Regions from separate parts of the Mus musculus genome. Here region 1 is linked to region 2. The links are chromatin loops, found by intact Hi-C in ENCODE. Cell type or tissue: heart. All regions are shown on one strand.

Evidence for each region. Peaks named below come from ENCODE experiments on the same cell type or tissue, not always from the same donor. Only the 100,000 strongest peaks of a DNase experiment are listed, where the experiment ranks them.
Region 1: it touches region 2 in a loop (5-fold over the local background); 27 of 42 quality-filtered maps call a loop at or near these places.

Annotation. Positions count from the first base shown.
Region 1 is chr11:118,314,513-118,319,512 of GRCm38, forward strand. Timp2 (tissue inhibitor of metalloproteinase 2) reads right to left here. Exons shown (of 5, transcript NM_011594.3): 3 at 2,907-3,015. Among named protein-coding and RNA genes, the nearest start is that of Cep295nl, 26 kb to the right of the region's middle. In heart, CTCF peaks have their summits at 2,798 and 4,222 (motif pointing right); a DNase peak (open chromatin) is centred at 2,739; H3K27ac peaks cover 1,036 bases.
Region 2 is chr11:118,377,886-118,382,885 of GRCm38, forward strand. No RefSeq gene overlaps it. Among named protein-coding and RNA genes, the nearest start is that of Lgals3bp, 22 kb to the right of the region's middle. In heart, a CTCF peak has its summit at 1,947 (motif pointing left); DNase peaks (open chromatin) are centred at 996, 1,586 and 1,936; H3K27ac peaks cover 742 bases.

The DNA.
Region 1 (5,000 bases), 63 kb before region 2:
TATGCATGCATGCATATATGGTATATACATGTGAATGTATGTGAATCTGTATATATAAGTGTGTATGCATGTATATGTGTATGTATATATATATATATATATATATATATATGATATATAAGTGTGTATGTATGTATGTATGTATGTGAATGTATATGAGCATATACATGGATGGATGGATGGATGGATGCATGTGTATATGGGTATGCATGTGGATGTACATGTCCATACATGTGTATGTGTATATGTATATATGGGTGTGTTTGTGTGTTAATATATATGTATATATATGTGTATATGGGTATGTACATGTGTGTATGTTTATGTATGACTGTGTTTATATGTGTATATAGTGTGTGTATGTATTCATATATGTATGTATGTGCATGCGTGTGTATATGTATGTATGTATATGTGTGTATATGTATGTATGTATATACATATATGTGTGTATATATGTATATACACATACGTATAAAAAGGGAGACAGGTCATACACTTGCTATAACATGAACAGAACCTGGCTTCATGCCCAGTAAAATAAACTGCCACAAAAGGATATAACCCTGCTAGACCTGAGAGCTGCCTAAAATATGTAAGTTCACAGAAACTGAAAGTAGATGGCAGGGACCAGAACCCAGGCCCTGGGGCAAGACAAGGACTGAGATGCTTGTGGCCAGTGGGACCAAGATGTAGTTTGGGAAGATGACACAGTCTTGGAATAGACAGTGATAGCTACACACTCTTGTGGATACATTTAGTGCCACCGAGTCCTCTGCTCAGGCAGTTATAGAGGCACACTCCATTTTACATGTTTCTGCAGTTTTTGTTACTTTCATGCATTTTGTGTGTATGGGTGAGTGTGCATGTGTGTGTGTGTATGTGTGCATCTGTGTGTATGTGTGTCCATGTGTGATGTGTGTGTGCATGTGTGTGTGTATATGGGTGAGTGGGTCCATGTGCATGCATGTGTGCATGCACATGTGTGTGTGTAAATCAGAAGAAAACTCAAGAGTTGCTTTTCTTCTACTGTGTAGGTCCTGGGGATCAAACTCGGGCTTAATGGCCAGTGCCTTCACCCACTGGCAATCTAACTAGCCTAGATCCTGCAGGAAGGAGTTTTATGGTTTTGTTGTTGTTTGTTGCTGTTGAAACAAGATCTCATTGCCTAGGACTGTGAGTTCACAGAGATCTGCCTTCTCCTTCCTCCCAAGTGCCAGGACTAAAGATGTATGCCACCATACCTAACTATACTAGTGAAGTTTTTAAAACAGCATGCAGCCTATTTACAAGTGTCATGTATTGACAGTATGCTCTGTGGCTAGTCAGGAGTGTGTCCGGGGCAGCAAGTGTTATATAGTCTAAGATGCCAGGTGCATGGTTCCTGAGTGGCTTCGGGTACCTTTAGTCTGCATTGTACCTGGAGCTGCAGTGGAGTTGGGTCTTAGCAGGCCTAGAAGACTTGTGTGATGATATCTGTGTGACATTCTTCTAAGACAGAGGAGGCAATGGCAAGCATGGGTGTTGCATGGACAGGAGAAAGCACGGCATATGTGGAAAACCTCTGACAGACAATGTGGATGGCAGGGATATGGCATGACAGAAACTATGACATCCGCCCACATGGTCACTGGAATTATCTGGCCTCCTGTTTGGACCCAGAGCCTGGCTCTTAGAGAAGGCAGGGAAGAGGCACGGAGAGTGCCTTAATGCATGCCCAAGTCTACAAAACAGAGCAGCCCCAGCACTGACCATGAAACCGCTGCCCTGCAAGACTCTCCCATTGTCCCCCCCGCCCCCACTTTGCTCAGGCATCCTGCAGCTTCCTCACACCATCGAGGCACGAGGAATGAGGCACGAGTTTGAGCCTGCTTGTAGCAGTCACTGTGTGTCAGGCTCCTGATAGCAAGACATGGCTTACCTATTTGTAGGCTGCCTGCCTATTTGAAGCCTCTAAATGGTTCAGTGGGCTGGTTTTTATCTCACGGAACAGAAAGCAGTGCCCATATTTGGGATATCCAAGTGATAAGCAGCTCTGACCGACAGGTCTGGCCCCAAGAGGTTAAAAAAAAAATACTCCTGGTATCCATGTGCACAGGAGATGGCATGCCTGGCCCCTGAGGTAAACCCCACCCAGTATGTACTAACCAGCTATCCGTAACTCCTGGCCTTTGTCAAGGAAGGTTCTAGTTAGAAACTGGCTCTTAGCCCTAACCACACATGGATTCTCCTGAGGAGATACCCAAGCCCCAGATTCTTCTCCTTGACTTGGACTGGATACAGGCTACAAGAATCCTGGTGGCTAGCGAAGCAGGCAAAACACTCAAGATACATAAAAATAAACCTGTTTTTTGGGTAGAGCCAGCAGGGGTGCTCCAAGCCTATTCTTAAGAACCTCTATCTACCACTTCTGGTTTTAAGCTGCTCTATGATCGCAATCAGCTCATAGGAAATATAACCATTGGCTCTTGGCAGGTGTTGCAAGCAGACCCCAGGCTAATCACTATGCTCAAGGCCAAGCCCTCTTCTGCACTGGGGGATCACGGCAACACCTTTATAATATGACAGTGGAGGACCTGTGCGATCTCTGTAGGGAAATGGGAAAGCCCCTAAACGCCCAGCCAGTGCCCAGGGAAGAGATTGCTGCTGGCCTTCCCAAGAATGTGGCCTGCTGGAGAGGCTGCTAATACAGACGGCTTCTGTATAGGTGAGGGCCAGGTGGGTGCCTCCAACAAAGGCCACTCATGTCTCCTGTACATGGGCTATCAGCAGTCCCTGGCCCAATGCAATTCTGCTCTTTCGTCCCTAGAGGGCAGTGTGGGAAGTTTGTTCCTTAGGGACCAGGACACTGGAATTCTCTGCACCACAATTCAGCACTCAGTGGGGAAGGGTGAACTCCCACACACCTGCAATTAGATACTCCTTCTTTCCTCCAACGTCCAGCGAGACCCCGCACACTGCTGAAGAGGGGGCCGTGTAGATAAACTCGATGTCTTTGTCAGGTCCTTTGAACATCTGCAAAACACAGGAAGGCAGGTATAATAGAGATGTGGCTCCCACCCAGAGCATGATGGGAATAGGAACACATGGTTGCACCCAGGCATGCCCCCAACCCAGGACCCAGGTTGCACAGGCGTATCCCATGGATTCACAAGCCATCACTGCTTTGCGAAGGTGTTCAGAGTCGTCTGCTGAGGGCTGTGGGGACATCTTAGCGGGTAAGCACAGTCCTGTCATCTGTGGGAGACTTTCTCCAAGGACATTTCTGCATGAGGTCATTTTAGGACCTCTGGATAAGGTCTAGAGAGTCTTACTGGCCACGGAGGGCTCATCTTCATTCCCAGGAACTGTGTTAATTTATCTGCTGTGGACTTCCCATTTTCTTTTGATCTTCATACCCCCCAGCCCCCACCCCCACTTCTGGATTAAACCTAAGCCCAATAATTTACACCCCAGCCCTACTTCAGGATTCTTTTTACTTTGTAGCCAGTCCTGGTCTTGAATTCTCCATTCCCCTGCCTCAGCCAGGATGCTAGGCTTATAGGCTTGTACTGCAACACCCTGCTTATTTCCAGAGATTTTGGTCTTGAAGCACTGGCTACCAGGAAACAACGAAGGAGAGAAAGGAGCCCTTGGAACCAGAACAGAACCTCAGAGTCGGGAGAGGGCTTGATTTCTCAATGCCTTAATTACCCAGCTCTTTAGCTGCCCTGCTGAGGAAGACATTTCCCAGCAGCTAGCTGTGTGTGTGTGTGTGAGTGTGTACGTGTGTGTGGTGTGTGTGGCATATATGTGTGTGTGTGTTGTGTGTGTGGTTGTGTTGTGTATGTGGTTGTGTTGTGTGTGTGTGGTGTCTGTATTTGGTATGTGTGGTATATGTGTGCAGTCTGTGTGTGGTATATGTGTATGGTATGTGTGTGTATGGTGTGTGTGGTATGTGTGTGGTATGTGTGGTGTGTGTATGTGTGTGTATATGTGTGTGTGTGATGTGTATGGTGTGTATATGTGTATGTGGTGTATGTGTGGTATGTGTGTGTGTGTGTGGTGTCCCCACTTTTCCCATCTTACTCCTGTCCTTCCTAACACTGCAGAGAAAGGCTTTTCTTTTTGTCTCTTCCTCCCTTCCTTCATCCTTCCTTTGAGTTTTAAAGGTTTAGGTTATTTCTCTTTACAAGATGTGTTTGTCTGCATGTCTGCTGCCATGTGCATGATACCCTCAGAAGCCAGAAGAGGGCGCTGGATCCCCTCCAGCAGAAGTGCGGGTGGTTGTGAGCTGTAGGACATGGGTGATGGGCCTTGAACTCTGAAAGAGCAGCAAGTGCTCTTAACACCAACAGCCCAGTCTCCAGCCTCTCTCCTAGAGGACCCTGCAGGAAGAAGCTTGCAAGGTCTCCTTGGGCATCTCAAATGACGCCACTCCAAAAGGTCAGAGTCACTTCCTTGGCATTAAGCAATGAGGATATTATGAAAGGCTACCTGCTTCTCTGCCTCGTAAAGAGGCTTTGGTATCGAGTGGCTAGTCATCCCCTTGAGGTGACACAACCACTATGGTGTGGCAAAGCTGTCCCTAACACTGGAGGAGCCAGCTGTTTTCCTTTGAACTTCAAGGCAGTTGTTGCCATCAGCAGGCACCAGCACATCTCATTGCCAAGCTAGGATTTGAACTTGGGACTTCAGGTATGCTAGGCAAGCACTCTACCAATTGAGCCACAACCTCAGCCTCTCCTTCTCCCTCTCCCACTCCCTCTCCAATATGAATCTCTTCCTATTTGTCTCCAACATGGAAAAGACTCTGAAAACACTAGCAGACACCACCACAGTCACTATGGCTGCCGTGTGCAGTCTCTTTGACGACAGTGGTATATGTGCTGTGTGTGTGGTGTGTGTATGTGTGTGTATGTGTGTGTATATGGTGTCTCTGACTACAGTCCTGTTCACCCAATGGGATTCCTTCTCAGTAAGCGGCCCAGCACAGGGAGGAAAGCTACCCCTGAGCACAC
Region 2 (5,000 bases):
GAAGATGGCAGCCTTCAGAATCCTGTCGTTATTCACAGTTAGCATACGGATGGGGATACAGCCCTGATGGAGAATGTGCTGCAGGTCCATCCTCTCTGATATTATAGCACGTGGGATGGTCCCCTGGAACAGGGCTCTACTCCCTTAGCATCAGCACCTACTGCATCAGGATCCAGGGCGCCAGCATCCAAGGGCTGTCAGCTAGCTTTGATCAGGAATGCCTATGATTTGAACGGTGCCCCCTTCATACACCAATGATACTACTCGGTCCTAACTCCCCGGGGACTTGTGAGTGTGGCTTCTGGACCCAGAGTCTTTACAGTTGTGACAAGATAAGGAAGAGTCTTGAGAGGAGATCACTTGTATTTTGGGAGGCCCCGGGCCTGACTGGTTTCCCTGCAGGAGAAAGGAGCACGGTCAGTGACACAGACAGGCAGAGACACAGCAGGTGCCATCAGAGCATAGCACCAGGGAGAGGCATGTCCACATACCAAGAGTGTCAGGAGACTCTGGAAGCACTTTCCCTCAGAGGCTGTTGATGGAACTGACCCCAGGAAAGTTGGCTCTCAGGCTTCTGGTCTCTGGAGCCATGGGGGGAAAAAGTATCCCTGTCATTTTTATGACCTACTTTATGGTCTTTGTTTTCCTAAGTGTTGGGGTCAAATTCACACCTGAATTCCCATTCCTCCAAGTCAGCTGGAGATACAGGTGGAGTAGGGGTGGCAAGCAGGTTGCCAGCTGTCACTGCACAGATGGAGCAGTGGGCAAGGTCTTCCCTCTTTCCCTCACCTGGACAGCTCGAGGATGCTCTAGGATCTTGGGACTGTGCCCTCTGGACTTTTCCAGCCCCCAGCCTGCACCTTGTCATGTTTGGTTTTACCCAGACCACCTTTGGACACTTCCCTCTTCTTGTCTTGGCGAGCACGCCCTGAGGTAGTCCTTGGCAGAACTGGGGCCATGTTCCTGCAGTTGAAACCAATGCTCTCCCTGTTTCAGGAATATTGTTCTTGGCATGCCAGCTGTGTATGCCACTGTCTGGTCCCTGTCAGGCTCCACGTGACGTCTGTCCACTACCCCACTTCCCAGGCTCCTCCGTGTCAGGTCATTCATCAGGTCCTCCTGACACCAGCTAGCCCCCCTATGATCCAACTACAGAGCCCACATAAAAAGCCTCCATCAGATGCCAGTCTCACATGGCGGGGACTCTGAATACACAGAGCTTCCCAAGGCCCCTTCCTCAAATGTAGGAACTGTCTGTCTACAATGCTTTCTTAGAAGTCAGGAAAGGATGTTAGTTACTATGGCTACTGGCATAAAGGAGACTGTGAAGGGTTACAGATAAACAGCCAGTGGGACAAGGACATGGGGAGAAGTCAGGAAGACTCCAGAGGACAGAGCTTCTGGCCTGTGCAGTTCGGAGTGTGCAGCCCTCGGGCACCAGGATGTGCTCCTGGGCCTGGAGGGCCTGTGAGCACTTTGGGTCTGTCCCGTGGGGACAACTGACTCATCTTGGTCTCTGGCTATACTGACTCATCCTGGAAGTCAGGGTCCAGCGGGGGTTCCCGCTCTCTGCCAGTAACCACAGCCCCATTCCAAAGCTACCTGGGGGCTACTGAGCCCCCCTCATTTGTATAGGCTCAGGAAAAGTCCAAAGGGCCTCAATATGAAAAACTAAATAGGCTCCTCCCATCCCTTCCACGCAGGGCATTCTGAAGGCCTTGAGAGGCTTCATGGAGAAAGATTTAACTGTGCCAGCCTTGTACCAGCTGAACCCCTGTAGACAGGTGTAGCCCTCCCTCAGGACTCCAGCTCTGTCCAGGGCAGCCCTGGGAAGGATTTTCCAGAGTGGCTGGAGGAGGTCGGGTATGATAAGAGAGAGGCTTCAGTGAAGACACAGGGCTTCCCCTGTGGTCAACTTGCTCAGTTCTGCTCTGGCGCCCTCCAGTGGCTTCCTTCCAGACCTGCGGTTGACACAGCAAACCTCCCTCCAGAATTCAGAGTTTGGCCTGTCCCTCCGCTTAGAGGAAGGAGCCAGCCAAAGCTGAGGGCATAGTGGTGTGAAGGACAAAGAGATGCAGGGGACTTTAAAAATGTTTATTTTCTTTCACGTGTAGGTATGCATGACTGTACTGGCTGGTTTTTGTGTGTGGACTTGATACAAGCTGGAGTTATCACAGAGAAAGGAGCCGCCATTGAAGAAATGAGATCCAGCTGTAAGGCATTTTCTCAATTAGTGATCAAGTGGGGAGGGCTTAGCCCATTGTGGGTGGTGCCATCTCTGGGCTGGTAGTCCTGAGTTCTATAAGAAAGCAGGCTGAGCAAGCCAGGGAAAGCAATCCAGAAAGCAGCGTCCCTCCGTGGCCTCTGTATCAGCTCCTGCCTCCAAGTTCCTGCCCTGTGTGAGTTCCAGTCCTGACTTCCTTTGGTGATGAACTGTGATGTGGAAGTGTAAGCTGAATAAACCCTTTTCTCCCCAACTTGCTTGTAGGTCATGGTATTTGTGCAGCAATAGAAACCCTGATTAAGACAATGACTGTTTGAGTTTCTGTGCACCACATGTGTTCAGAAACCTTTAGAGGCCAGAGGTGTTCAATCCTCCTGGAACTGGAGTTACAGAGTGTTGTGAGCCACCATGTAGCTGCTGGGATTTGAACCAGGATTCTTTAAGAGAGTAAAATGCACTCTTGATCACTGAGCTATCTCTTTAGGGCCAACCTAGAAGACAGGGGTGGGGGAGGGAGAGAGAGAGAGAGAGAGAGAGAGAGAGAGAGATTTCATACCAAGAGGTGCAAGTGCATGTTTAAGAAGGTTACCAGTGTGCCGGACATGGTGGCGCATGCCTTTAATCCCAGCACTTGGGAGGCAGAGGAAGGTGGATTTCTGAGTTCGAGGACAGCCTGGTCTACAAAGTGAGTTCCAGGACAGGCAGGGCTGGCTATACAGAGAAACCCTGTCTCGAAAAAACCAAAAAAAAAAAAAAAAAAAAAAAAAAGAAGAAGAAGAAGAAGAAGGTTACCCAGTGAGCCAGGCAGTGGTGGTGCCTTTAATCCCAGTACATGGGAAGCAGAGGCAGGAGGATCTCTGTGAGTATGAGGCCTGCCTAGTCTACAGAGTGAGTTCTGGCTATACAGAGAGACCTAAAGTGGGCATTTCTGGTTACTTTGAAGACTCAAGGTATAATGATGTTTTGGTGAGGCAGACAGGTGAAAGAATGTATGATGTTTAATATATATATATATATATATATACATATATATATATATATATATATATATATATATATATTATGACCCCACAGACAGTGGGACATTGGTTCACTTTGCTCTGCCTTGTTAGTCTTCTCTGATGACACACATGTATTGGCTCGCCTTACATTGCATGGCTGAGCTTCAATTGTAACTTTCATAGAGAGAAATTCACTAAAGAGCTTCTTGTGAGGTTCCTGCAGCTTCTTGCTAATTCCTCAGACTTGGGCTTTCTTTTGGGTGGAACTGCCCTTGCTGATTCGTGTGTGGTGTCTGCTGAGTGGACTGCAGCTGCTGATTCGTGTGAGGTGTTTGCTCATGGGCTGGGCTGGAAACAATTAAAACTGGAATTGCCCCAAAGAACTATTTCTAAACAGGTCCACTTCCACCGTGTCCTAATAAAGTTTTTTCCCACTACCTCTGGTGGGTGGCAGGCTAGAGGAGAGGTTGAACCCTTATTAAAATAGGCATGAAAAATATATGCCTACAGAAACCAAGCCTCAAAAATCTAAAGGACAAGGAGGAAGAGGAGAAGGAAGAGGAGGAGGGAGAAGAAGAGGAGGAAGAGGTCCCATTGAAACCTCTTCCTCAGGGAAGTCAGCACAGGTCCACCCCAGGCCGTCAAATGGCAAAGAAAAGGGATCTTCCATCCCTGTATTGCAGGGGCTCTGCCTGGGGAAGGAAGGGTGACGTGGGAGGGAACTGAGGTCACCTGTGCATGTGCAGGACAGAAGGGTCCCAGAGGTTACTTGTTTCCATTTTTGTCTTTTAAGATTTTTTTTATTACGCATTTTCCTCAATTATATTTCCAATGCTATCCCAAAAGTCCCCCATACCCTCCCTGCCACTTCCCTACCCACCCATTCCCTTTTTTTTTTTTTTTTTTTTTCCCCCTGGTGTTCCCCTGTACTGGGGCATATAAAGTTTGTGTGTCCAATGGGCCTCTCTTTCCAGTGATGGCCGACTAGGCCGTCTTTTGATACATATGCAGCTAGAGTCAAGAGCTCCAGGGTACTGGTTAGTTCATATTGTTGTTCCACCTATAGGGTTTCAGATCCCTTTAGCTCCTTGGGTACTTTCTCTAGCTCCTCGATTGGGGGCCCTGTGATCCATCCATTAGCTGACTGTGAGCATCCACTTCTGTGATTGCTAGGCCCCGGCATAGTCTCACAAGAGACAGGTATATCTGGGTCCTTTCAGCAAAATCTTGCTAGTGCATGCAATGGTGTCAGCGTTTGGAAGCTGATTATGGGGTGGATCCCTGGATATGGCAGTCTCTAGATGGTCCATCCTTTCGTCACAGCTCCAAATTTTGTCTCTGTAACTCCTTCCATGGGTGTTTTGTTCCCAATTCTAAGAAGGGGCACAGTGTCCACACTTTGGTCTTCATTCTTCTTGAGTTTCATGCGTTTAGTAAATTGTATCTTATATCTTGGGTATCCTAGGTTTTGGGCTAATATCCACTTATCAGTGAGTACATATTATGTGAGTTCCTTTGTGATTGTGTTACCTCACTCAGGATGATGCCCTCCAGGTCCATCCATTTGCCTAGGAATTTCATAAATTCATTCTTTTTAATAGCTGAGTAGTACTCCATTGTGTAAATGTACCACATTTTCTGTATCCATTCCTCTGTTGAGGGACATCTGGGTTCTTTCCAGCTTCTGACTATTATAAATAAGGCTGCTATGAACATAGTGGAGCATGTGTCCTTCTTACCGGTTGGGACATCTGGATATATGCCCAGGAGAGGTA